Regions from separate parts of the Homo sapiens genome. Here regions 1, 3, 4, 5, 6 and 7 are each linked to region 2. Evidence: chromatin contacts called from ENCODE Hi-C or POLR2A ChIA-PET data. All regions are on one chromosome and are shown on one strand. Each heading gives the region's core, a stretch centred on a gene start or an enhancer-like site at or near the end of the contact. The rest is flanking DNA. Distances are from core to core; before and after follow the strand shown.

The links. Hi-C counts contacts between places; a loop is a spot of excess contacts on that map. ChIA-PET counts read pairs that join two places held with the same protein, here RNA polymerase II (POLR2A). Pooled maps may share reads with other maps.
Region 1: a pooled map shows a loop between it and region 2 (8-fold over the local background). The contact joins two enhancer-like sites. A Hi-C loop is called at or near these places in 4 of 50 pooled maps. POLR2A ChIA-PET finds 5 or more read pairs at or near these places in 2 of 52 experiments (activated CD4-positive, alpha-beta T cell and activated T-cell).
Region 3: a pooled map shows a loop between it and region 2 (9-fold over the local background). The contact joins the promoter of VPS54 here to the enhancer-like site in region 2. A Hi-C loop is called at or near these places in 11 of 50 pooled maps.
Region 4: a map of OCI-LY7 shows a loop between it and region 2 (6-fold over the local background). The contact joins the promoter of PELI1 here to the enhancer-like site in region 2. A Hi-C loop is called at or near these places in 5 of 168 maps with a recorded cell type or tissue (B cell, CD8-positive, alpha-beta T cell, OCI-LY7 and 1 more), 2 of 37 single-sample maps with no recorded cell type and 17 of 50 pooled maps. POLR2A ChIA-PET finds 5 or more read pairs at or near these places in 1 of 52 experiments (GM10248).
Region 5: a map of chondrocyte shows a loop between it and region 2 (8-fold over the local background). The contact joins two enhancer-like sites. A Hi-C loop is called at or near these places in 1 of 168 maps with a recorded cell type or tissue (chondrocyte), 1 of 37 single-sample maps with no recorded cell type and 8 of 50 pooled maps. POLR2A ChIA-PET finds 5 or more read pairs at or near these places in 2 of 52 experiments (SK-N-SH and activated T-cell).
Region 6: a loop to region 2 is called in a pooled map, with 2.8 times the contacts of the local background. The contact joins two enhancer-like sites. A Hi-C loop is called at or near these places in 1 of 168 maps with a recorded cell type or tissue (naive thymus-derived CD4-positive, alpha-beta T cell) and 5 of 50 pooled maps. POLR2A ChIA-PET finds 5 or more read pairs at or near these places in 2 of 52 experiments (OCI-LY7 and activated CD4-positive, alpha-beta T cell).
Region 7: a loop to region 2 is called in a pooled map, with 3 times the contacts of the local background. The contact joins two enhancer-like sites. A Hi-C loop is called at or near these places in 1 of 168 maps with a recorded cell type or tissue (naive thymus-derived CD4-positive, alpha-beta T cell) and 5 of 50 pooled maps. POLR2A ChIA-PET finds 5 or more read pairs at or near these places in 2 of 52 experiments (OCI-LY7 and activated CD4-positive, alpha-beta T cell).

The regions. Positions count from the first base shown.
Region 1 is chr2:65,299,840-65,303,004 of GRCh38, reverse strand. No RefSeq gene overlaps it. Among named protein-coding and RNA genes, the nearest start is that of ACTR2, 74 kb to the right of the region's middle. RefSeq lists an enhancer at 2,066-2,175. Within about 2 kb of position 1,689, at least 29 of the 41 ENCODE cell types and tissues checked have a DNase peak (open chromatin) inside an H3K27ac peak, as active enhancers do.
Region 2 is chr2:64,748,589-64,751,752 of GRCh38, reverse strand. No RefSeq gene overlaps it. Among named protein-coding and RNA genes, the nearest start is that of SERTAD2, 96 kb to the right of the region's middle. RefSeq lists silencers at 31-1,030, 1,362-1,431. Within about 2 kb of position 1,657, at least 36 of the 41 ENCODE cell types and tissues checked have a DNase peak (open chromatin) inside an H3K27ac peak, as active enhancers do; they include B cell, CD8-positive, alpha-beta T cell and OCI-LY7, where a contact is called at or near this core.
Region 3 is chr2:64,017,659-64,020,747 of GRCh38, reverse strand. It overlaps VPS54 (VPS54 subunit of GARP complex), which reads left to right and starts at 1,320. Exons shown (of 23, transcript NM_016516.3): 1 at 1,320-1,810. RefSeq lists a silencer at 1,197-1,906 and an enhancer at 2,067-2,136.
Region 4 is chr2:64,142,304-64,145,858 of GRCh38, reverse strand. PELI1 (pellino E3 ubiquitin protein ligase 1) reads left to right here and starts at 1,439. Exons shown (of 7, transcript NM_020651.4): 1 at 1,439-1,778. RefSeq lists silencers at 1,212-1,271, 1,362-1,551, 1,632-1,701, 1,842-1,911, 1,922-1,991.
Region 5 is chr2:65,571,488-65,575,047 of GRCh38, reverse strand. No RefSeq gene overlaps it. Among named protein-coding and RNA genes, the nearest start is that of LINC03050, 29 kb to the left of the region's middle. Within about 2 kb of position 1,752, at least 2 of the 41 ENCODE cell types and tissues checked have a DNase peak (open chromatin) inside an H3K27ac peak, as active enhancers do.
Region 6 is chr2:64,112,906-64,116,175 of GRCh38, reverse strand. All of the region lies in intron 1 of PELI1 (pellino E3 ubiquitin protein ligase 1), which reads left to right. Among named protein-coding and RNA genes, the nearest start is that of PELI1, 30 kb to the left of the region's middle. RefSeq lists an enhancer at 1,973-2,052. Within about 2 kb of position 1,940, at least 5 of the 41 ENCODE cell types and tissues checked have a DNase peak (open chromatin) inside an H3K27ac peak, as active enhancers do.
Region 7 is chr2:64,090,746-64,094,136 of GRCh38, reverse strand. PELI1 (pellino E3 ubiquitin protein ligase 1) reads left to right here. Exons shown (of 7, transcript NM_020651.4): 7 at 1-1,485. Among named protein-coding and RNA genes, the nearest start is that of PELI1, 52 kb to the left of the region's middle. Within about 2 kb of position 1,541, at least 3 of the 41 ENCODE cell types and tissues checked have a DNase peak (open chromatin) inside an H3K27ac peak, as active enhancers do; they include OCI-LY7, where a contact is called at or near this core.

The sequences.
Region 1 (3,165 bases), core at 440-2,939, 550 kb before region 2:
CAAACTCCTGGGCTCAAGCAACTCTCCCACCTTGGCCTCCCAAAGTACTGGGATTATAGGCGTGAGCCACTGTGCCCGGCCTCCTTAGTAATTTTTAAGAGTGTACAGAGATCCTGAGAACAAAGTGTGTGGCCTCTTCCTCTCTTGGTTAACAGGCTGTTTTGTAGTCAATTCTGCTCTCATTCCCTTCAACTGCAGCTTTGACTCTGGTCTTCTATTTTTGGTTACTTTGTATTGCCTTCTTATTTTAGACAGCTCCCTTTGTATCTCGTCTTAGACTGTTTTGTCATTCCCCTTCCTTCTTAGGCCAGTTCCGTTGAAGCCATATCTTCTTGTGTCATTCAGAGGACCCTAAATTGCAGTCATCTAAGATGAGCCTCTGTTTCTTGTAGAGTAGTAATGTTCAGAGAGACCTGCTACCTCTGGCCCTTGAGGGCAGTTTTCTCCCCTTCAGGCTCTACTCTCTTTTCTCTGGCCCCTTGTTGGTATTTTTTCCATTGCATGGAGAGCCCTCTATCCAGGCTTGACCTTGGCCATCAGACAAGGCAAATGCCTTGTCCTAAGCCTCCCAGTTGGGTGCTGGCAGCTTCCGCTTGTGGATCTATGCCCGTCTAGCTCAGATGTTCATGCCTGGTGAGCATTATCTGGGGTATTTCTGAGCCAGCCTACAGTTGGATCTTCTGCTCAGCTCTTAAAATCTCTGATTAAACCAGAGAATCAAATGTAGTTTACATCGCTTCTTTGAGCGGCCACTCTTAGCACCCTCCCCTTTCTACCACTGTTGAAGATACTTCCTCTAGCAATTAAACACCTGAAAAAGATGATGTGTGTCTTCAGCTAGTGCTCGCTCTCTCTCTCTCTCTCTCTCTCTCTCTCTCTCTCTCTCTCTCTCTCCCTCTCTTTGTTGTATGCTGGAAATTGCAGTCTTTGTTGCTTTGGAGAGAGGAGGATAGAGAAGATGAAACTGGGTTCTGTCTGACCTAGACGATAATTCCTGCCCAAGTGGAAGGCTATCCACTGACAGAGATTGAGTGAAACAAAACTATTTCCTTCCTTCCTTCCTGGGGCTGTCTGCCCCATTCTGGCTCAGAGGGGGCAACATGAATGGTGTGAAATCCAAGAATGTTCTAAATGCATCCCCAGGACAATGTGATTCGTGAACATTCTGACTGGTTCATGGTCTCATCTTGGTCAGGGAGCTGATGCCAGGTTTCATGTCTCTGTGAGACTTCCCGGGAATCTGAAGGGGATGCCGCGAGGGGTGTCAGGTGTGCCTGCTCCGCTTCTACACTCATCCTCGGGTCCTTGGAATCAACATTTGGGGCTTGTTGCAAAATCCATCCCACGTTTTTTCCTCTTTTGTCGAGCCTGGGTAATAGCTGCCTCTGTCTCATGCTTGCCATGCTCCATCAGTAACTATGGTTGCCTTTTGAGTGTCTTCCAAAAAAGCCTTTTCCCTGCCAAAGGAGAGAAAATCAATCCTGTCTGCCTATCCCTAAAAGCTGACATTGTCGGCTGTCACAGAACCATCCTGTGAAACGTGCAGCGAAGGAGAAAGGTTGAAACTCAGGCCTCAGGGCTGTGGTCCCTTTCGAGTCTACCCTCTGGGGCCAGGAAGTTGTGGTGTGGCTCCTGCGTGATGTTTTTGAATGAATGCCTTTGCTTCCTCGCTGGCTTGATGCGACTAACAGAAAAGCCACTTTCAGAATGCCTCGCCTCACCCGGGGCCCAGATATTTACATAGTGGCCTTTCATTCTGCGAACAGTGTGTGCCTCTGCAAATATTTTAGGCCTCCCTGCATGCTTGCGGGCCCCTACGTCCCATTCACCAGCTTTTAAGTTTGTTTTGCAGGCAGGGAGCCACTGAGAGGGAGGCCTGACTCAGAGCACAGGGGGCCCTGCTGTCTGCTGCCGCCGCCTCCTGCCACTGCAGACTTGGCGGGGAAGGAAGCAGTGGGTTTTACAGCTGGTGTTTTTGGTTTAGCAAAAAAAAAAAAAAGGAGTGAAAGAGAAAAGAATTTTTTAAAAAAATACCTCGCACATGTAAAATGACACTAAATGTAAGTATATGTGCAGTATTTTGGGATGATAGAAATTGCGTGTTTTGCATGATTCATCCTCCCTCTTGATGACAGCAAAGGAGGTTTGCACTCAGCCTCTGGTATTTTGGGAGTTTGTTCCAAATGCTCTGAAAAGAGAGAGTGAGAAGGCCCAAGCTCCTCATCCCTTCCTCAGAAGGAGGGTTGTGTCTGGGCTAAATTAGGGCAGCGTGGCATTTGCTTCCTCTCCTCTCATCTGACTGGTAAAGATTTTCATTTTTCTACCAAAAACTGGGTCAGCTGCTCCATGGGTGCAGGGGGAGCAGGATGTGGAGCCAGGAGAGGGCCATGCTTTCCCAAGTCTGACTTGAGCCTAGAAATATGTGCTGGCAGAGCTGGCTGGAAGGCCCGGCCCGGTGCTGACTCCCAGCAGGTGCATCGGGCTTCCGGGACGGGGGCGAGCATCACCAAGGCCAGCGTCCAGCGGCCAGGAACACGCGGTCTTTCTAGGATTCAGCCTCTGCAAGTTACCAAAACATTGTGTGCTGCCTTGAGGCTGACACATACCTTGGCAGGGACGATGAGGCTTCTGCCCAGAGCTGGGAGTCCCCGAGGGTCAGGCTGACCTCCAGGCTGCAGCTTGGCCTGGAGGAGGGACCACACGGTGGGTGTGGTGGCCTCTCGGGGCCAATTCAACTTTCTCTTGAAGCACCAGGGCCTAAGAAGCAGGATGATCCAGAAACCAAGTCCACAGTTAGGGAAAATGGGGAGAGGCTCTCAGCTGCTTCCCAGGCCACTGGCTGGCCGGCCCCAGGAACCCCACCTTCCAACCTAACATTTACTGTGAGAGGGGAGGACTTCCTCACTCCTTGGTCACAGGCAGATTGCAAGTTCGCTGTCGAGGTTAGACAGCCCTCTGTTTAAAAGTGGAATATTATACCTCTGAAATTCAAAACTTCACTTTTCCAAAGCTATGTTAGAAATGCTATGGCAAAATACAGCACTGAGTCCAAAAACTAAAACGATTAATTCCTTCTTGCCTTCGGAGGCATTTATTTACTCAGCTTAAACTCTACATTTGTTTTGTGAGGTTTTCTGTGTATGTGTGTTTTATTCTACAGTAAGA
Region 2 (3,164 bases), core at 408-2,907:
CTGCGTGATCTGATTCACTCCAAATCTGGCTGTCCCCCGGGAGTGGGGTTTGGCCGTAGGGGCTCCCCGGCAGCGCCAGGCAGAGTCTGAGCAGCAGCCGCCGCCTGCACGCAGAGTTAGGAGCCAGCCTCCGCCGCCGCCTCCTCCTGCCGGATCAGAGTAGGCAGCACAGCCAGTCCCCATCGCTGTCACGCAGCCAGCAGCGGGCCGCCGCCCCCCCGCGCAGCCCCGGCCCTCACACTGTTATTTGCGTGACTGACCCGAGCCGCGCGGGAGGGGAGGGCTGGCCCGGAGAGGAGCTGGTGGAGAGGAGGAGGCCGGGCCCGCCCGCTCCTTCCCCTCTGGCCGGCTGCGGAAGCCCTCTCCTCCCCATTGGCCACACGCTCGCGTCCATCACTCCCGCGAGGCGCTCGGATTGGCAGAAGGCGCACTTCTGGAGCGAGGAGGGCCGAGTGACTCCGCGGGTCTCCGGCGCCTCCTCCTTCCCTCCACCCCACACTTGAACGTCCACCCACCTCTCCCCACCCCCCACTCCACTGCCCCCGCCCCGCTCGCGGCAGTGTCCTTAGAAGACTCATTGGGCCAGGGGTGCAGCCAGCCGCTTAACGAGCCGCGCCGCCATAGGTCGAGGCCCACGCCCGTCGGAACGATGGGCCTCACCATTGGGTAGCTCCGCTCCGCTCCGCCCCCTCAGCTCCTCACCCTCTCGTCGCCGCCTCCTAGCTCACCTCTTTCTCGGCCCCCTTACCCCGCCCGTCCCCGCCGCATCACCCCTGTCCAGCTGGGCGGGGATTGCTGTACGACTCTGTAAAGTCTGTGAGTCACTGCACAACCCATCAATCCAATTAAATGTCTTGAGCGAGCCGAGCAGGCGGTGCTGCCGCCCGCCGCCGCTCGCCCCGCCGCGGCCGCCCCTGCTCCTGCTTGCAGCGCCCCTCTGATCCATGGCTGTCTGTCTGTACTTGTTACGGTGTAACATCCTCCTCCTCCTTCTCCTCCTCCTCCTCGGGAGCCGCTGCAACTTCCCCTCAGCCAGCCTCCTCCTCTGCCTGGGGACTGCAAAGGCATGGGATAGACCCAGAGCCGCTTCCCTCTGTCTCCCCTCCAGCCCTCGCTCAATTTTCCCCCCTTTAAATTAAAGTCTGTTCCTCGCTCCTCGTCGTTTTAGAGATTTATTGGTTGGTCTATTATTTCCCCTGATTTTATTTTCCCTCTCTGGGGCAGAGATCGTAGGGGCCGGTGGGTTTATTTTAGGGAGGGGGCGCTCCATCACCCCACCCCTCCGTTTCTCCTTCTCCCTTTTCGGCCGTGACTTGATTTCCCCGCTCCTCTGCGCTCCCACCCCTCGAACTCACCGTCCTGTACTCGAGTGACGCACAGACACCCCCCGCCCACAGCCCAGACGCCCCCTCCCTCGCTGCCACCCCGACCCGTCTCGGAGCTGGACTGGGTGCCGACTTCTTCGCAGAAGGGTGAGTGCTGTGCTGGGTTGGGTGAGGAGGATCTGAAAAAATGTGGTGGCCGGTCCACTGTTGGGGAGGGCAGGGATCAGGTTGTGGGCTGCAGGTTCCCGGTCCGGCGTGGATTTAAGGTGGCGACTCCCTCCTTTCCTCCCTCCCTCGCTCCCGCTTCCTCCGCCCCTCAGCTCCTTATTCACCAGCCTTGCTGTATATCTAGGTATTGCCAGACTTCCACCATCGGGGCATTATAACGCTTATAAAACATTTGGTAATGGCATGCTTTCTGTCTTTAGGATGCTTAGAGAGCAGTGATAGCCACCAATGTGATCTGATAGATTCTATCACCTGCAAAAAGTGTAAAAGGGACGATGGGTACGTTTTCTTCTAATTCAAAGTTAAACTTTTATTCAATAAAGGCAAGGCAGAAAGGTATTTTTAATTTTAATGCGTGGCGATAGGGCAGCGATAAAGCAGAGAAAGACAGATTGTCTAGTGGCATTGCTTAGTGTTTTTATTTGAAAATAGTTTTATGGGTTCCCTATTGAAAAAATATCAAGTCCGTATCAAAGGTTATGAAGTCTTTGAACCTGTTGGGGGAAAGCAAGGTAAGATGGAAATCCAGCTTGACACTTCATCTTTAGCTCACCTCTGTTACAGGGAGGCATTACAACACAGAGTTTTAAATTTCTCAGTCACTGGACACAATGGAGCATGTTAAGGATATGAGAGAAATATGGATTATTTCTCTTTTGATATCCATCTTTTGTGTACTTCATTGCTTGTTCAGCAATGTCATACTACAGAATTTTGTAAAATTTTGATTTGGTTTCTTGGTTGTCCATAGCTCAGAAGTACAAATACCTGTCTATATATGCTTTATGAGGATGTTGCCATATGCATCTTTCATATTTTGTTTGAAATAAAAGTAAAAATTATGAGAAATAGTTGCTCAGAGTTGGCTTCTGAGGTTGCTTTTTAGAATTCAGCTGTTTTAAAATGGTATTACTCTTTTTGAGTCAAGTTCTGGGCTAGTTGTCCACAAGATTCAAATGAGGCCAAACCAAACATGTTTTGAAACATTAAAGTACAGGAAAGGCCTCTTAATAGTTCATTCTCTCCTTCTCTTTCAGAGTAACCAGAATAAGTTGTTACTAAATTTAATTTTAAAGAATAGACTGTTCCTGTACCGAAATCTGCCAAGTTGCTACAGAAATATTTCTTTTTAAAGAGCAGAAATGTGTTTATGATCAGCCCAAAGTAGTAAAGATGAAAAGTGACTTAAATGTAAATGCTGTCTTAAAGAAATGCTTGTCATAAGCCCCAAAACCTTCCAGAGTGTTTCAGGAAGACTTACACAAAACCTTTTTGAATTGTTTAGTAAATTTTATCATGTGACCTTTTTTATGAGTGTAAGACTGAATTATTGAAAGACCTCATAGCACAAGGGAGCCATGCTGCCAGAGTTTGAATCTTACCACCATCCCTCACTGGCTGTGTGACCTTGGGGGACGTTTCTAACCTGGCTTTTGTGGGTTTTGTCCTGTAGATGGAAAGAATGACTTCTCAAGGGGTTGTTGTAAGGTTGCATGAGAGTACATGTCACAGAGCACTCCAGGTTAGCTACCCCATCATCACCAGCAGTCTTAGAGAGGTGTCTAGTGTAGTGGTTAAGAGTAGGACCTCACGCTGGTTCATGCCTGTAAT
Region 3 (3,089 bases), core at 71-2,570, 730 kb after region 2:
TCCTCCTACCTGAAACTTTATACCCTTTGACTCACATTTCCCCTTTCCTCATCACCCTTTACCCCCCAGTCTTTGGTAACCACCATTCTACTCTGCTTCTATGTAAACTCATCTGGTTTTATAAGTGATCAGGGATTTAAGAGGACTTCACTCTTTTACAGTTAAATTTATTTCATATTGGGGAATGATTTTCTCACTTTGTTTCTTACATAATTTTAGAGGATTGAACTTAGAAAAATATAATGTAAGAGTTTTCTCTCAACTATTTTTGATGCTTCCTTACTTTTTGTCCTCTTTCCCCAACTTTAGCTCTTTGGTGGGGAAAATATTATTTCATAAAAGTTATGTTTGCAGTTTTCAAAGTGACTTCTTAGAAGTGAAACTTGGATCAACATTTTTTTCAACCCCCCAACTATAAGAGTTACATTTTCACTTTTGATTTGTTAAAACATACTATGTCTTATAAATGCTTGAAATTTATTTTTAGGCAAGAATTTCAACATTGAATAAAATCTTCCCAAAATTAAGTCACAAGCACTCAAAGGATTGAGGATCTTTTTCTTCCTAAAATATATGTGTGTGTGTGTGTGTGTGTGTGTCTTTATATTTATATACTAAGACCTTCCCTTTCTTGTGGACTGTGTTTTATTGGTTTAAAGTTGCAAGTCCTGTGAAACCAGGCTGAAGTCAGAATTAGAAGGTATTAATTATCATACACACTCCAAGTATCTCAGTCAAGTAACAGGAATAACTGATTACAGTGTCTGGGAGGAAGGCCTGGAACTTGGGGAAGACTTGGAGGGGAGGACTGGATGGGGAAAAGGCCTCAATAGAGAGAACTGGGTTGTTGCGGAGGGGTGACCTTTAACCTTTGGAAGGGCATTTACTAGGGAACAGCTGAAAAGCATTTACTTCGAGGGGGTGGGGGAGAGGAGGAATCTCGTGGAAGTATTTGCTTTAATAGGTCCCGGGTGATTTAGGGATGTTTCGAGTCGGTTGGTCTTGGGGGTGGCGAGGGCTACGCTGGAGGGGTCGCGTCCCAGTCCCGGGGAAGGCGGCAGGAGGTTTTCTGGGTGTTCCTGAAAACTGGGAGTTGGGGGGAAGGGTGGTGGGGAAAGTGGAATTCAGCGTGGATTTGTCTGCGTGTAGGACTATTAGAGGAGGCGCAGGGGAGCCACGCGGTGTATTCCCCGCCCCGAGAGAACTCTGGCTGCGCCTGCGACGGGCACGCCGGCCTGCGCCAAGGCCGCTTTCCCCAGGCGGCGGGCGCTCCCCCCGGCCCGGGCCGCGGCCCTCCCGCCCCGGCGGAGCCGCGCGGTGGATTGTGGGCTGGGGGCTGCGGCGGCCTCCGGCGCTGTCTCCCCGCACCCGACCGGGCCGAGCCGGCTGGGCCGGCGGGGTGAGGGAAAGCAGTGGAGTCGGGAGCAGAAGCGCTAGAGGCAGTGGTCGTGGCGCGGCGGCGGCGGCTCCCCTGGAGGCCGGGGATGTGGGAGAGGCGGTGGCAGCAGCGGCGGAGGCGGCGCTGCGGACCCGGGGGAAACTGCTGGCTGACAGGACACCCGGGAGAGACGTGAGGGAGCCGCCGCTGCCACCTCTCACCCCTGAGTGAAGCTGGGCTCGAGAGGGCGGCCCTGTGCTCCCCGGGCCGACTGGCCAGCGGGCGCGGGGCGGGGGCGGGAACCCGGGCTCGGGCCCGGCCGGGCGCCGGGCGGCGGCGGCCGTGGAGCAGCAGCCTCGGTGCGACGTGGAGGGCTGGAGGCGGCGGCGATGCACTAGGCCTCGCTCAGGGCGGCTGCCCCGGGACCCGCAGGTAGGTGTGCCCCGCGGCCCCCCGCGCGTCTCAGCCCACTCTCACCCCGACCTACAGCGGAGAGAGGGACCGAGACCCCACCCCCTCGGCTCTCCTCCCCAGCCCCAAACGGACCGAGTTTCGGTCACAGCTGACCGGCACTGAAGCTTCCATGCTCCTCTCCGCCACTTCCTTTTTTTTTTTTTTTTTTCCTTTTCACTCTCCCTCCGGGATCGGGGCTGGCAGCTGTGTTCCCTGCCTCCTGTCAGCGACCGCAAACGCCGCTCTTGCCCCTCTCTTATCTTTCCGGGATCCCAGCTCTGGAACTTCCATCACCCCCTTAGACGCTGCCCCCAAACTTTCCTTTTCTTTTTCCAGCCAGGCCCTTAGTCCTATTGGATTCTACTGGAATCGTTAAAACATTTGTTTGTTTTTCTCTCCGGGGAAGGCTAACCCAAAGAGTTACTCAGTATTTTGCATTTTGGCAATGTAGCTTGAAATAATTTGTGCAATAATTTTCTTCAGTTCTGCCTCCTTCCATCTCTGCATAGACAGAAAGGGCAGGCCCTCTCTGCCGTTTCTGCTCTCCCGTCGTTGACTTGGGAACTTTGGCTTGCCAATTATAATTAGCCGTTTGGTCTGTTCATGTGTTGAGTTCAAGATGGTATTTTTAGCATTTTGACTGACAGGCGTTTCAAAAAAAAATTTTTTTCTTCTAACCAGCTTTATTTTTTGGTCTTTATTGAGGCTCTTTCGAAGAATTAAATTGTTTGGACTGTTTTTGTTTTTAATTGGCTGTATTTCTGATTTGTCAAATCAAGGGCGGTCTTAATACTAAACGCCTTTAAGTAATACCGTGATAAATTACTTGTAGTATACCGAGAAATATTACTGCGATAACCTAAACTGCAGATTTTGATGTACATTCACTTTTATAAATCCGAAGGGGAGTTCTAATTGGAAAAAGCACCTTCAGAGCCTAAATGATTTCTAAGCAGTTAAATGATGGAACAGAGGGAATGATGGGATTTGTTTGACTGTATTTGTAGTGTAGTCAGAATCGGATTTCCTAGAAATGGATGTTGATGGTTCGTAGTGCTCATCATTGCTTATGATAGGTTACCAGTAGCTGTAATTGATAGTTGTTTGGGACGACAGTAGATGTTTGCGATTTTATTGTAATTTGGCTATTTTTAAATTATGTTCTGATAACTTAAGAATTATTACACTACCAATCTAAGAGGCAGTCTGAGGATCACTTTTTTAAATAAATGAAAAATGTTTTAATGGGTTTTTAAAA
Region 4 (3,555 bases), core at 190-2,689, 610 kb after region 2:
CACCCCCAATGCTCTCACCCACCTCTCTCTTCCTCCTCCCCTACCAAAATACACAAACATGTTAATTCCTAGTTATCTCAAGTGATCTTTGAAGCATTTCCTGATTTTGCCCACATCTGTGGGTAGCTTTGCATTTTCCTATTGTAGTACTTCTCAAATTAAGTCTATTTACCTGTCTCCTCCTTTGCATAGTAAGCACTCTGAAAATAAGAATGTTTCTTTTACATTTTTGTATCTCTATTTCTGGGGCTCAAAACAGTGCCTAGCACAAGTAGACACTCAACAAGCATTTTTTGAATGAGTGTATAATTATATAGTCTGTAGATATAAGGATTTCTGATCTTGAGACTCTCTGAAAGCCTTGCTCCAAAAGTGTGTCTGATTCCTAAGCATTAATCTTTTTCTTCCAGGGTGTGGGGTTCTAGGTAGGTGGAGAAGGAAAACAAAAGCGCTCAGGACGCGTTGCCTTTAGCTCTCCGGAGAGCCAGTAATGTGTCCTGCCTTTCTCCACCCTCCTCCCTACCACCTTTCCACACCTGGGTGCCCAAGATGGGTGTAGACTTAGCTGACCAGCCCAACAACATACTCATACCTTGGTTCAGACTTCTCTTATTACCAAACTAAAGTTGGCCAATACACATAAACAATTTTCAACTTGTCTTTTGAACGTATACTTTATGAAATTTGTATGTCTTAAAAATTGTAGGCCTTAAAATGAACGAACCCGGATTCTTTTATAGTAATCAAGTAAAATATAGGGGTCTTAATTCTGTACTTTGCCTTTGCTAATCTTAAAGTTAGATGTGACTAACTGAGCAAAGTAATTAATTACGGGACTTTGATAGTGGTGATATTCCTAAGTTTTATAACCTAATTGTTCAATTACTGGAAACAACTACATTTCGACAAGTCTTAGGTAAAGAAAATTGAATTTAGCCGGAGAAGATTCAATTGAGGGAAGTGAGGGACAGAGGTATTTGTGATTTAGGGTTTGTGGAAGATAAATTACGCAGCAGGGAAGACTGAAATATGGAGAGAAAGTCAGACCTCACTGGGTACTTATGACTGGTAAGGCTAGGAGTTGGAGGTGGAGAAAAGTAGGAAGGACCGTCTAAGGGTTGGATCCCCAACAACACCATAATACAAGACCGTCCTTGTTCAGCCAACAGCAGCACTGAACACGTTCGCTAAGTGTGTCGGTGACCATGGTAACGGTGGGAGGGGGCGGTCCAAACCTCGCCCTCGAGCATGCTCAGTGCAGAGCGAGCCTGGTAGGGTGCTGGACAACAATGAATCCCTTTTTTCTTCAACCGGAGAACTACAATTCCCAAGAGCCTTCTCGGTGCGGCGACACCGCCTTCCGCTGTGGCCCTGCCCGGTCCCCTCCCTCAGGCCCCGCCCCCCGGCTAGACCCCTCCCCTCCTTGCGAGTGTATGTCAGTGACCCAGAGGCGGTGTGAGGCGGAGGGACCGTCGGGGGGCGCCGCCGCCGCCTCCACTAGCAGCAGCGGCAGCAGCCCTAGTCCCGCGGTGCGGTCGAATTGGTCCCCAGCCCTCCGGGAGCGCACCACAAAGCAGCCCCAACGCCTCTCCCTGCGTCCGCGGCTCCTCAGCGCTCGGCTCCGTGGTCAACTTCCCCTCGCTGGGCTCGGCTGGCGGGCGCGGAGGGCAGCGGCGGAACGGCGGGCTGTCTGCTCGCGCTCCCCGCGCACAACACTTCACCCTCTCGCCTCGGGTCTCGGGGGCCGCTCTGGGATCCCGGCCACCAGCAATTGTCCGGTAAGTGTGACCGCGGGGCGCCGCGGGATGGATGGCGGCGGGGCCGCCGAGGGGCGCGGGGAGGGCGGGCGCGCAACTTCCTCGGCGGCTTCCCCGGCGGCCAGCAGCCGGCTCTCCCCGCCCGCCTGCGCGCCCCCGCTGCGGCGGGGAGCGGAGTTTGCGGCGCCTGCATCCCGCGCCCTGGCTCGAGGAAGCGCCTTTGTCAGGAACCGGCCCTACGCGGCCTCCCCCTCCGCCCGGGAGCGGGGCGCGCGGCGGCCAACTCCGAGCCCCGCGCCTGGCTGGCCGCGCGCTCCGGCTGCGAGAGGGGAGCTCTGCGGGTGGCGGGGAGGAGAGGGAAATGGGAGAAACAAAAGGGGCGGTGGGTTTCCCTTTTGTTTGTGCGGATCTGATAACTTCTTTTCCTCCCTTACATAACGCAGACTTCAAGTTAGTCATTCTTTTTATTGTTATGATTGTTGTCATCATCTCTGCGCGTCTTTCACATTTCCTTTCATCTTTGGATCTCAGAGCATTTTAAACACGCTAATTAATTTCACCCCCGGGTCCCCTAGGAAACAAGTTAATACGCCCGTTTCCCTAAGTGGGTAAACTGAGGTCGTGAAAAGCTCTCAAATTGATGGATACGCTTGATCTTCTACCGCGCCTCGTGTCTGAGTATATGAAAGCGTTTATGAGGAAGAACCCGTTCTCCAAAGCCCCGTGGAAAAGTTAAAGATGCTCATTTTACTTACAGGTTAACTGAAGTCCAAAAGATGTCTAGGTAATTGTTACGTAGTTCAAACCATAATTCTTCTTACATAGTGTTTGAATCTTAAAACCTCTAAAGACTTAGTGAAAAATGCTCCGAGTAGGGAAATTAATGTAAATCATAAACTCACGTCACCATCTACTTTTATTTTTGTACGTGCAGGTCTGTTAGAGGCAAGAGAGCAAGAAGGGGACAGAGGGCAGAGGTTTTTTAAAAATGTACATTTAACAGATTTTAATCACTACACACAAGGAAATGTGCCTTGGTTTTAACAGCACCAACAATATTCCTGTCGTTTAGTCATCAAACAGTATATCAACAAATGTTATTGAGAACTTTATTCATAAGGTGCTGGTTGTGCTAAAAACTGAAGCTTTATATATAAGAAAAGGTCATCTGTTTCGGTTCACAGGCTCTTTACTTTTTCTTACTCTGCAAAATGTTACTTTGTTTTCATTGCACATGATCTTTTGTTTCAGAAATGGCATTGTCCTTTACTGTGTCGAATATGTATTACTCTTACACTTAAGGATAAATGAATTTATTATTAAGTTTTCATAATAGGGTGAATTTAAAATATTTTAATTGTGGTAAAGGTTCACTTTATTCAGTTCTGTTTCAGTTTACGATGCGTTTTCTTTATAGCCAACAAAATATTTTCTGAGTGATAAGATTTACATGTCTCAAAACATTGTTCTTAGTGTACAAATACAGCATATGAATTCCTTGTTTTTTTTATTTATACCAACAACCTCTTCTGGGGAAAAGTCTTTAACTCTGAGGACCTTATTTATTTTGTGAGTTTTTATTTCTTCGGTACCATACTGGAAAGCACCAAAAATTTAAACCAAGCATCACTTCTACTAGCTCTTTCCTCAGGTAAATAATAATCAGAACTGTAGTAATAGTGAATAGTTTCACTTACTCTAAATTCTCTTAAATTTAATTTTGTACTATATAGTTGTCCTTACATTTTAGATTTTGGTGGTTGCATCAGAAAATGAAAGTGAGATGTTCGTTATTTTA
Region 5 (3,560 bases), core at 503-3,002, 820 kb before region 2:
TCTAACACCTCTCACATTAGTATATAAAAAGACTTACTGCGGGAAAAAGTGTGCATCACAAATGAGCAAAGTCATGGAGTATCCGCAAGTCATGTGGGGAAGATGGACTCTCAGGGTTAAGAAAAGAATAGAAAGTTCAATACTCACTATGCACCATACGCAGAAAATTTAATCCCAGTTATTTTAGGCCATAAAATATAAAAAAGAAGTAGTTTTAAAACTAGAAATGTTGTAAGTGTGTATTTCACTGGTTTTGTAATAATATAGAACTTTCTAAGCCTCAAGACAATGGGGAGAAAAGCACAGAAGAAAAGCTAATAGTTTAACATTTCTTTTTAACTAGAACACTTAGTAGACATTGAGAACCTGCTGCTATATTGAAACTCAGAAAATCCTCTCCTAGGATCAGAGGCATAAAGATGCCAAGAAGTCAACCAAAGTTGTATGACAGACCAAGAAACGTCTGTTTCAGACATTTGGAATCCTATAAGATTCCATAAGTTACTTTCAATTGAACCAAATATAACATGTCCTAAACTTCACAGTGAGACTGCTGTTTCACATGACAGCCATATTCCAGATTAATGCAACCTGACAGCATGCTCTATTTTTCTTTTTCTTTTTCTTTTTCTTTTCTGAGACAGAGTTTTTAGCTCTTGTTGCCCAGGCTGGAGTGCAATGGCACGATCTCGGCTCACTACAACCTCTGCCTCCCGGGTTCAAGCGATTGTCCTGCCTCAGCCTCCTGAGTAGCTGGGATTATGGGCACCCACCACCACGCCCAACTAATTTTTGTATTTTTAGTAGAGACGGGGTTTAACCACATTGGCCAGGCTGGTCTCGAACTCCTGACCTCAGGTGATCCTCCCGCCCCGGCCTCCCAAAGTGCTGGGATTACAGGCGTGAGCCACCGGGCGCCTGGTCCCATGCTCTATTTTTCATTCATTCATTTCACAAAAGCTATTATGAGCCCAGACTGTGCAGCACTGTTCCAGGCTCTTGGCATCCAAAAGCTAACCAGACCGTGCTCCCTCCCTCATGTATTTTACCTTCTTTGGAGGCAGAGGGACAATAAATAAGTGCAGAAGTTAACAAACTTTTTCATATTGTGAGAAATGGCAACATAATATGAGCTCATATTTTTACAATCCAGAGTTGCTTTCATTAAGAATCTGTGCTTCTCAACCTTGGGTACACTTTGGACTAATGTAGAAAGCCCTTTTAAATACTGATGACTGGTTCCCATTCCCAGAGATTCTGGCATAATTGGCTAGGTAAAGCCTAGGCATTGGCCTTTTTTTTTTTTTTTTTTTTTTTTTTTTTTTTTTTTTTTTTGAGACAGCGTCTCCCTCTGTCACCCAGGCTGGAGTGCAGTGGCGCGATCCTGGCTCACTGCAACCTCCGCCTCCCTGGTTCAAGTGATTCTCCTGCCTCAGCCTCCCGAGCAGCTGGGATTACAGGCGCACGCCCGGCTAATTTTCTTTTTGTTTTTTGTTTGTTTTTTTTTAGTAGAGATGGGGTTTCACTGTGTTGCCCAGGCTAGTCTCGATCTCCTGAGCTCAGGCAATCCATCCGCCTCGGCCTCCCAAAGTGCTAGGATTACAGGCTTGAGCCACCGCGCAAGGCCTTTTGTTTTTTGTTTTGTTTTGTTTTTCCCATCCCCTCAAGTGATTCTAATGTACGGCCAGAAGAGAACTGAAAAGGGTATATAAAAGAAACTACCACTAGATGTCACTGTCCCCAAAGGTTTGAAGAGAAACAGTCCTCAAGTAGTCAATGGCTAAGTTCCCGCTAGATAAACAGACTTGATTTTGCCATATTTTGGATCCAAGCAAATGTCCAATACAAATATATATATATGTTCCTCAATTTATCTTTGGCCTGAATGAAGCAAGTCATACAAAACCCAAATGTGGCCGGGCGTGGTGGCTCACGCCTGTAATCCCAGCACTTTGGGAGGCCGAGGCGGGCGGATCACGAGGTCAGAAGATCCAGACCATCCTGGCTAACACGGTGAAACCCCGTCTCTACTAAAAATACAAAAAATTAGCCGGGCGTGGTGGCGGACGCGTGTAGTCCCAGCTACTCGGGAGGCTGAGGCAGGAGAATGGCATGAACCCGGGAGGCGGAGCTTGCAGTGAGCCAAGATCGCGCCACTGCACTCCAGCCTGGGCGACAGAGCAAGACTCCATCTCAAAAAGAAAAAAAAAAAAAAACCAAATGTATTAGTTTGCTGGGGCTGCCATAACAAACTTGGGGGCTTAACAGAAGCCCAAAGTGTTTTGTTGGAGAGTTATTTTCTCTTGAGGCCTCTCTTCTTGGTTTGCAAATGGCCATCTTTTTCTTTTCTCTTTTTTTTTTTTTTTTTTTTTTTTGAGACAGTGTCTTCTCTGTTGCCCAGACTGGAGTGCAGTGGCTGGATCTCAGCTCACTGCAACCTCCACCTCCTGGATTCAAGCAATTCTCCTACCTCAGCCTCCCGAGTAGCTGAGATTACAGGTGCACGCCACCATGCCTGGCTAATTTTTTGTATTGTTTTGTAGAGACAGGGTTTCACCACATTGCACAGGCTGGTCTTGAACTCCTGGGCTCAAGCAATCCTCTCACCTCGGCCTCTCAAAGTGCTGGGATTTCAGGTGTAAGCCACCATGCCCAGTCTTGCAGATAGCCACCTTTCCACTGTGTCCTCACATGGCTGTCCTTCAGCCCGTGTTGGCTGGGTCCTAATCCCCACTTCTTATAAAGATACCAGTAATACTGAATTAGGGCCCACCCTAAAGACTGTTTTAACTTAATGACTTCTTTAAAGGCCCTATCTCCAAATACAATCTACAGTCACATTCTGAAGTTCTGGGCCATTAAGGGCTTCAACATATGAATTTGCGGGGCGGGGCTGGGGGGAGGGCAGATACATTTTTCAAGAAATCACCAAGAAATCAAAAGCAAAACCAATCTACTTGATGAGTGGCAAATGAGTAGTTTCCCAGCCATCCACAATTCTAAAGATCTCTCACATAATAACTATGGAGCAAATTGGTTGCTTTAAAAAACAAAAAAGACTTTTAAAAATTATTTTTATTCTTTATTTCTTTAGTTTTTTTTAGCCAGGACATGTTCTTATATGAATTTTTTTTTTTTGCAAAAATCGTACTTCTTGGCCAGGCACGGTGCCTCACACCTGTAATCCTAGCACTTTGGGAGGCCAAGGCAGGCGGATCACCTGAGGTCAGGAGTTCGAGACCAGCCTGACCAACATGAAGAAACCTCGTCTCTATTAAAAATACAAAAATTAGCCGGGCGTGGTGGCGGGTGCCTGTAATCCTAGCTACTCAGGAGGCTGAGACAGGACAATCGCTTGAACCCAGGAGGCAGAGGTTGCAGTGAGCCAAGATCGCACCACTTTGCACACCAGCCTGGGTAAGAGAGTGAGACTCTGTCTCCAAAAAAAAAAAAAAAAAAAAAAAAGGCCTAATCCAAATAGGAAAAGAGGAAGAAAAACTCTCTCTCTTTGCAGACAATATGATTTTTTTCTTTTCTTTTCTTTTCTTTGCTTTTTTTAA
Region 6 (3,270 bases), core at 691-3,190, 640 kb after region 2:
ATAAACAGCTCTCCTTCCACAATCAGGGAGCACGTGACCCTGTCTGTTCCTAAACTGTCTGGACTCACTTCTAATGTGTATGTTTTTCTTCCTGGTAGTACCAGGAATTTACCTTTGTGAAATACCCTGATTTTCCACCCTTAGGTTCCTTTCTGTCCTCATTTTTAAAATAAGCACACAAAGTCCACTTTATTTACTGAAATATTTGTCGTTGGTCACTACCAGGAAATGGTTGACAAATACAATGAACATTGAGGAAGTGACAAAGGTTCAGATAATCTCAGCACTACTCATAATTGAATAGTTGTTACTAATCTATGCTGAAGTATAACTTTTTTACAGTTTATTTTACATGTGAATACATTCTAGTCTTCTAAATGGTCCTGTAATAGGGTCTTTTAGTCTGTTTAGGAATTAGCCCCATTCTACCTTGTCTAGGGTGTGGAGTAATGACATTAGAAAATCTGGACCACTTTACCTCTGGTAGCTTCAGTTTCTCCATTTATAAAATGGGGACAAATGATTGTACTTTATAGTTGTAATAGAAATTAAATGGGGTAATGTATGTTGAGTTAACATGTGGATCTCAGTCCTAGCTCTGCCAGAGTTCTTTGGCCTTCAGTCACTGGGCTTTTCTGACCTACTCAGTTCCCTTATCTGGAAAATAGAGTTCAGACTTTCCTACCCAATTCACAGGGCTATTATGGGGGTCAAATAAAATAATCTTACGTGAAAGCATTTGGCTAATTACCATTCTATGCAAGTTCAAGATAGACCTTACCCCAAGGTTGATTCAAATTGACACCCTCTGTTGACCTAAAAGAATTCTCCCATGCTTGCCAAAACCTGCTTTTAATTTTTCTAAATATGGGCCCCTTAGTCCAGAAGATACTTATCTAGCCTCCAAAGATTTGCCTTTCTCTAAACAGCAGGCTACCCAGCAGTAGCCTTATAGCTACTTCTGTGGCCACTCCAGCTCTAGTCGCTTTCCTTCAACCATTTGAGAGAGGTAGCCACAATATTAAAATATTTTAAATGTACAGAAACATTAATCATTAATTGCCATCAAGGCAAGATTCTCATTCTCACTCTCAGCCCCTATCAATTCTAGTAAAATACTGAAACTACACCCGCCTTCAACTACACGGCCTTTACTAACACAAGTCTTAGTATAAATAACCTTTTATTATCAGTATCAGTATAATGTTAGTAAGCAAACATTAAGTACCTTACTGTGTGCCAAGAAGTATGCCAAAAAAAGGGGAAATTTCCATCCTAAGAACAATGTATGTTGTCTTCAAGATTAGAGCAGTGGTTCTCACAAGGTAGGGGAGTGAGTAGTGGGGAGATAGGAAGTTGAGGCATTTTTAAAGTCACAACTAGAATGTTCTACTGGCATCTAGGTAGAACAGAAAGGCCAGAGATACTGCTGAACCCCCTACAATGCACAGGCCAGTGCCCCACAATGTCAAAATGTCAGTAATGCCCAAGTTGAGAAGCCCCAGTTAAAGGAACAAATACTGTCCCTAGGAAAGATGTTAACTCCTTTTCCATCAGGATGAAATAAGTTATCCCTGTAGGTGATATACTATCAGCATGCTATTTGGCTTCTCTAAGAGAGGAGGGTGGGAATTTACACAGGTGGTGTCCTGTATCTTGGGAAGGGGAACATAGACTTCACTTCCTCCACTGCTGTGTTGAGAAGCTAAAAGACACTAGCAGAAAGTAGTAACCTCCAACTACTACTGCACACCATTATTTCTCCTTTTATGTAAAAATGCTATGTGTTACTCCTGCTGGTTGCAAAAGAATGAAGAAGGTGATTAAATTTTCACTCTTATCAAGAAACTGCTATGAATTAAACTCCAGTCATCAGCTGAATTGGTTTCATAAAATGGTTCCACCGCAAACATACTAAAGCAGTTCTTTCTGTTTGAGTCATCCTTTTGAAATCAGCCACAAGGAAACTCTAGTATAGATGGAAATCTGTTTTATCTGAGATAATATATGCAGTCCACATTGTTTTTCATCATAAAAAAATGTTATAACATTTTCATGTTTTAAAACATTTTCCTTTTTTTCTCAGTACCCCATTATGCCTACCCACTTGCCCACTAAAATAGAAGTGCTCAGAAGATATGTAAACAATCTGCATAAGATTTGTTTTGTCCCTTGCTTAGTATTTGTTTTGCTTTTTTTTTTAGGGCAGGAATTTTGTACTTGTGTTTAGTAGGTAGTAAGCAAAAGGCTGTGTGTGATGTAAATAATGAAAGAAAACATTTGTTAGGTTGAGAGACAAAGATTGATTTCTCAGTTTTTCTTCTTTAGGTGAAACTGACAGATATTATACAAAGTCTTTCCTTTGGGAAGACTTGATATGAAAATAATTGTATTTCACTGGCCCTTAAAAAGGAAATGATTAGAATGTTTAACAGTCAAATTAATAATACTATTCCTAATAAATACATATTTTATGAGTAACTTTTCATGTTCTCCCAGCCCACAAAGAAAATAACACTATTCCAGAATATGTTTATTTTAAAATTTTTTTTTAACTCTGGAAGTTTAGTTCCTGCTAATGAGAGCAACATGCTTTCGAGTATCAAGCAAAGTTTCAAAGTAATAGATAAAATAGAAGACAGTTTTATTAGGAAGATTTTCTTTAGCATTTCTTCTAGTCTTGAGTAGAATTAATGGTGCTATTTCATGTTCTTGGTGCTAGATAACATTGGGATAGGGCTGAATACATGAGGTCAAACTAACTTAATTGAAGACCAACAAATGAAGCCAGTAATCGAGACATTCGGATGTTTTTTATGTACATACTCATTTAAAGTTCTCAAGTACATGACTTCAGGAATTTTTTTTTTTTTTTCTTTTTTTTTGAGACAGAGTTTCTCTCCGTCACCCAGGCTGGAGGATCACAGCTCACTGTAGCCTCAAACTCCTGGGCACAAGTGATCCTCCCACCTCAGCTTTCTGAGTAGCTGGGGCTATAGGTGCATGCCATGACATTTGGCTAATGTTTTCTGTTTTTACTTTTTTTTTTTTAAATCTTTTGTAGAGACGGGAGTCTTACTATGTTGCGCAGGCTGGTCTCAAACTCCTGGCCTCAAGTGATCCTCTCACCTTGGCCTCCCAAAGTGCTGGGATTACGGGCATGAGCCACCATGCCCAGCCTAGGAATTCATTTTGAAGAATTCTTTTACTCAGATTTTAAAATATAGAGAGAATATATAAAGACAGTGAGTAGGAAAGCATTGTCTAGGT
Region 7 (3,391 bases), core at 292-2,791, 660 kb after region 2:
CCCCAATCTAAATATGGAATTTGGTAAATTAGAATACTTTGTAATTTGTAAGACCAAATTCATACTAATTACCCGCGTGAAAGGTGTTTGTTTTTAACAACATTGAAGATAATCAGGAAAGATTTTTTCTTAATGTTTCTCTCGAGCGTAGTACTATAACAAAAACTTAATGCTAAGAAACATTTTATATGCTCCTTTGGATATGCAATTTAATCTAGATTATCTATTTTTCTCCCATGATAACTAATCTGTTTTTAGTATCAGCAGCATTTGGCAAGTTTATTTTTTGGATATAAACTGTGGTTCATCTGTTCACTGTTTCTAGAAAAAAATCATTGCCATAAGAAAAAGTATAAATTAGCAAGAAAGGAGAGTGACTTGATTTGCTTTTGGAAAAAGAAATGCTTAATTAATTATTCTGTATTTGGCCTTATTCGGGCATTAGGAAATCTAGAGATCTAAAGGGTTGAATGACAATAGTGCCCCCGTTTTTAGCAGACCAGCCTTAACTCTGGGTTTGAATCCTAAGGAGATTGCCACAGTGAGACTTAAGGAAATGTTTGGTTGGCAGATGAGCACCAATGACTGCAGCGTGGAGTGACGCACTGCATGGTCTGTTTATTCTCTAATTCCAATATGTCTTTTGCTTCCAGAAGCAAGAAAAGTTTCTTCTCTCCCCTCCTTCCCACCCTTTTTTCAAAGGCACCACAAGTATAGACAGTTGCACTACATCAAATCTTTTTTTGACACTTGTAGAAACCAGTACACTTTTAGATTAGACAGTATCTTCTTTTAATATTTTGATTTGTTTTCCTTTAGTTTGAAAAGTTGTATAATACTTAACTGACTGTAGCAAAGTTTTATATGTGGTAGCATACCTTTAATTTATCCTATTACAAAACTGTTCTGAATTTTCTTTTGGTTTTTAAAAAACAAAACTTGTTGCTTAGAAGCCATGAATTATTTTATTTTACTTCAACTGTCGAAACTTCCTTGTTTTAAAAAATGATCATTTGGGTTCACTCAGGAAATGCATGTCAGGAAACTTGTATTATAAGTTTATTAGTTGTGATGTATCAGTAACTGCTGTTACCCCTTTTTCAAAGAAATGTAATTGATTTTGAAGTTTTCTAGATTGTCACATGCTTTGTGACTAATGCAAGAAAGCAAGTCCTGTGTTGTATTTGTTCTAGTCATTTTTATTCAGGCTATATATTGTAGCTTAATTTTTATTTGCAATTAATTTATTTAAACTAAGTAAATACTTTTCAAAATACATAATTGAATTCGTCTCTGTGAGTTCATTTTTGCATAATCGAGAATGAGAAACCAGAAGTGAAAACTGTGAACAACTCTATTCCACACTCCAAAAATACTCATTTGAAATAGATGAAGAGTTTGCATTTAATGTAACACTTTAAAGTATCTGGTTCTTTTTTAAAAGCATCTCTTACTAATAAAGGAACTTTGTTAGTGGTTGAATAATTGAGGCCTTTTCTAAGTTAAGCCTTGCTAGGGAGTTGGCACCTGTAAGTTGCATGTTAGACTATTTAAATAGTGGCTTCGTAACCATAAAAGTTGCACGTCCTTCCCAAAGTTGCCTGCATTTTCTTCTAACAGGTAAAAACAATCTCTTCTAACAGGGAAAAACCTGGCTCATTTTCTATCAAATTCAAGTTTTAAAAATTCAGGCAATTTAAATGATCAGTTGGGTGTTTGCTGTTCAAGCAGAACTGTTATTTTGTCATGGCCTAATAGAACACTTTTACTTAGTTGTATTAAGGGAATGTCAGTATTCTGGCCAAGGAGGAGAAAAAGTTGTATTTAGGTCTTCTAAATGCATTCTCAAGAAAGATAATCTTTATGGCTTAACTCTTTTATCAAAGTAATCTTTATATTTAAATGCTACTTAATTTGTTCAAGGAATTAAATTTCCCTTTATCTAAAATGTTAGGGTAATGAAGCAAGACATGAAGGGAAGCCATTCAGACATCAGAGTTCTTTTACTAGGTTATCCTCTTGCAACCTTCTTTGCTTACTTCCCTCATGTAAAAGTCTTCTAGTACATGTAAAGCAGGGTAGGAATAAATAATAATGTAAGTATGTAATTACTTCTTCTTTTTTTTTTTTTTTTTGAGACGGAGTCTCACTCTGTCGCCAGGCTGGAGTGCAGTGGCGTGATCTCGGCTCACTGCAAGCTCCACCTTCCGGGTTCACGCCATTCTCCTGCCTCAGCCTCCCAAGTAGCTGGGATAACAAGCGCCCGCCACCATGCCCAGCTAGTTTTTGTATTTTTAGTAGAGACAGGGTTTCACCATGTTGGTCAGGATGCTCTCGATCTCCTGACCTTGTGATCCGCCCACTTTGGCCTCCCAAAGTGCTAGGATTAATTACTTCTAACATTTGAGTGTCCCACTTCACTCTTCCCGTCTGACCCAGACTGAGGGCACTGGTGAAAGTCCACTTATTATGTCTCTAAGGTTATAAGCTCAACATAACTCTAACACTTTGGCCCTTCGTTGCAATGGATCATCTTGTGCTACCACTTCTTTTTTTGTTTAAGACAGGGTCTTGCTCTGTTGCCGAGGCTGGACTGCAGTGGTGCAATCACAGCTCACCACAGCCTCAACCTCCCAGGCTCAAGCAATTCTTCCACCTCTACCTCCTGAGTAGCTGGGACTACAGATACACACCACCATTCCTGGCTAATTTTTTTCATTTTCAGTAGAGACGCCGTCTGACTAGATTTCCCAGGCTGGTCTCAAACTCCTGCTCTTAAGCAATCCTCCTGCCTCAGCCTCCCAAAGTGCTTGGATTACAGGTGTTGAGCCACCACACCCTGCTGTGCTACCACACTTTAGAGACCACTGGTTAATAAACCTATGTTCCATTCCCTTCTCTGTTTTCTCTAAGCACTGCCCTATAGCAAATCAGAACAGCAAAACTCTGCATCACTGAACTCTGTTATTCTGTCTGTCACCCCCACTTTCAGAATTACTCTTATATAAGTATTCTTTAATGTTTTATCCTCAAATTTTATCTACTTTTTTTTTTTTTTTTTTTTTTGAGACGGAGTTTCATTCTGTCGCCCAGGCTGGAGGGTAGTGGTGTGATCTCGGCTCACTGCAACCTCTGCCTCCCGGCTTCAAGCAATTCTCCCTGCCTCAGCCTCCCCAAGTAGCTAGGATTACAGGTGCCGGCCACCACACCTGGCTAATTTTTGTATTTTTAGTAGAGACGGGGTTTTGCCATGTTGGCTAGGCTGGTCTCGAACTCCTGGACCCAAGTGATCCACCCACCTCGGCCTCCTAAAGTGCTGGATTTACAAGCGTGAGCCACCACGCCCGGCCTCTGCTTTCTTAAAACAGATTTTTGTATACCCACTGTGTGC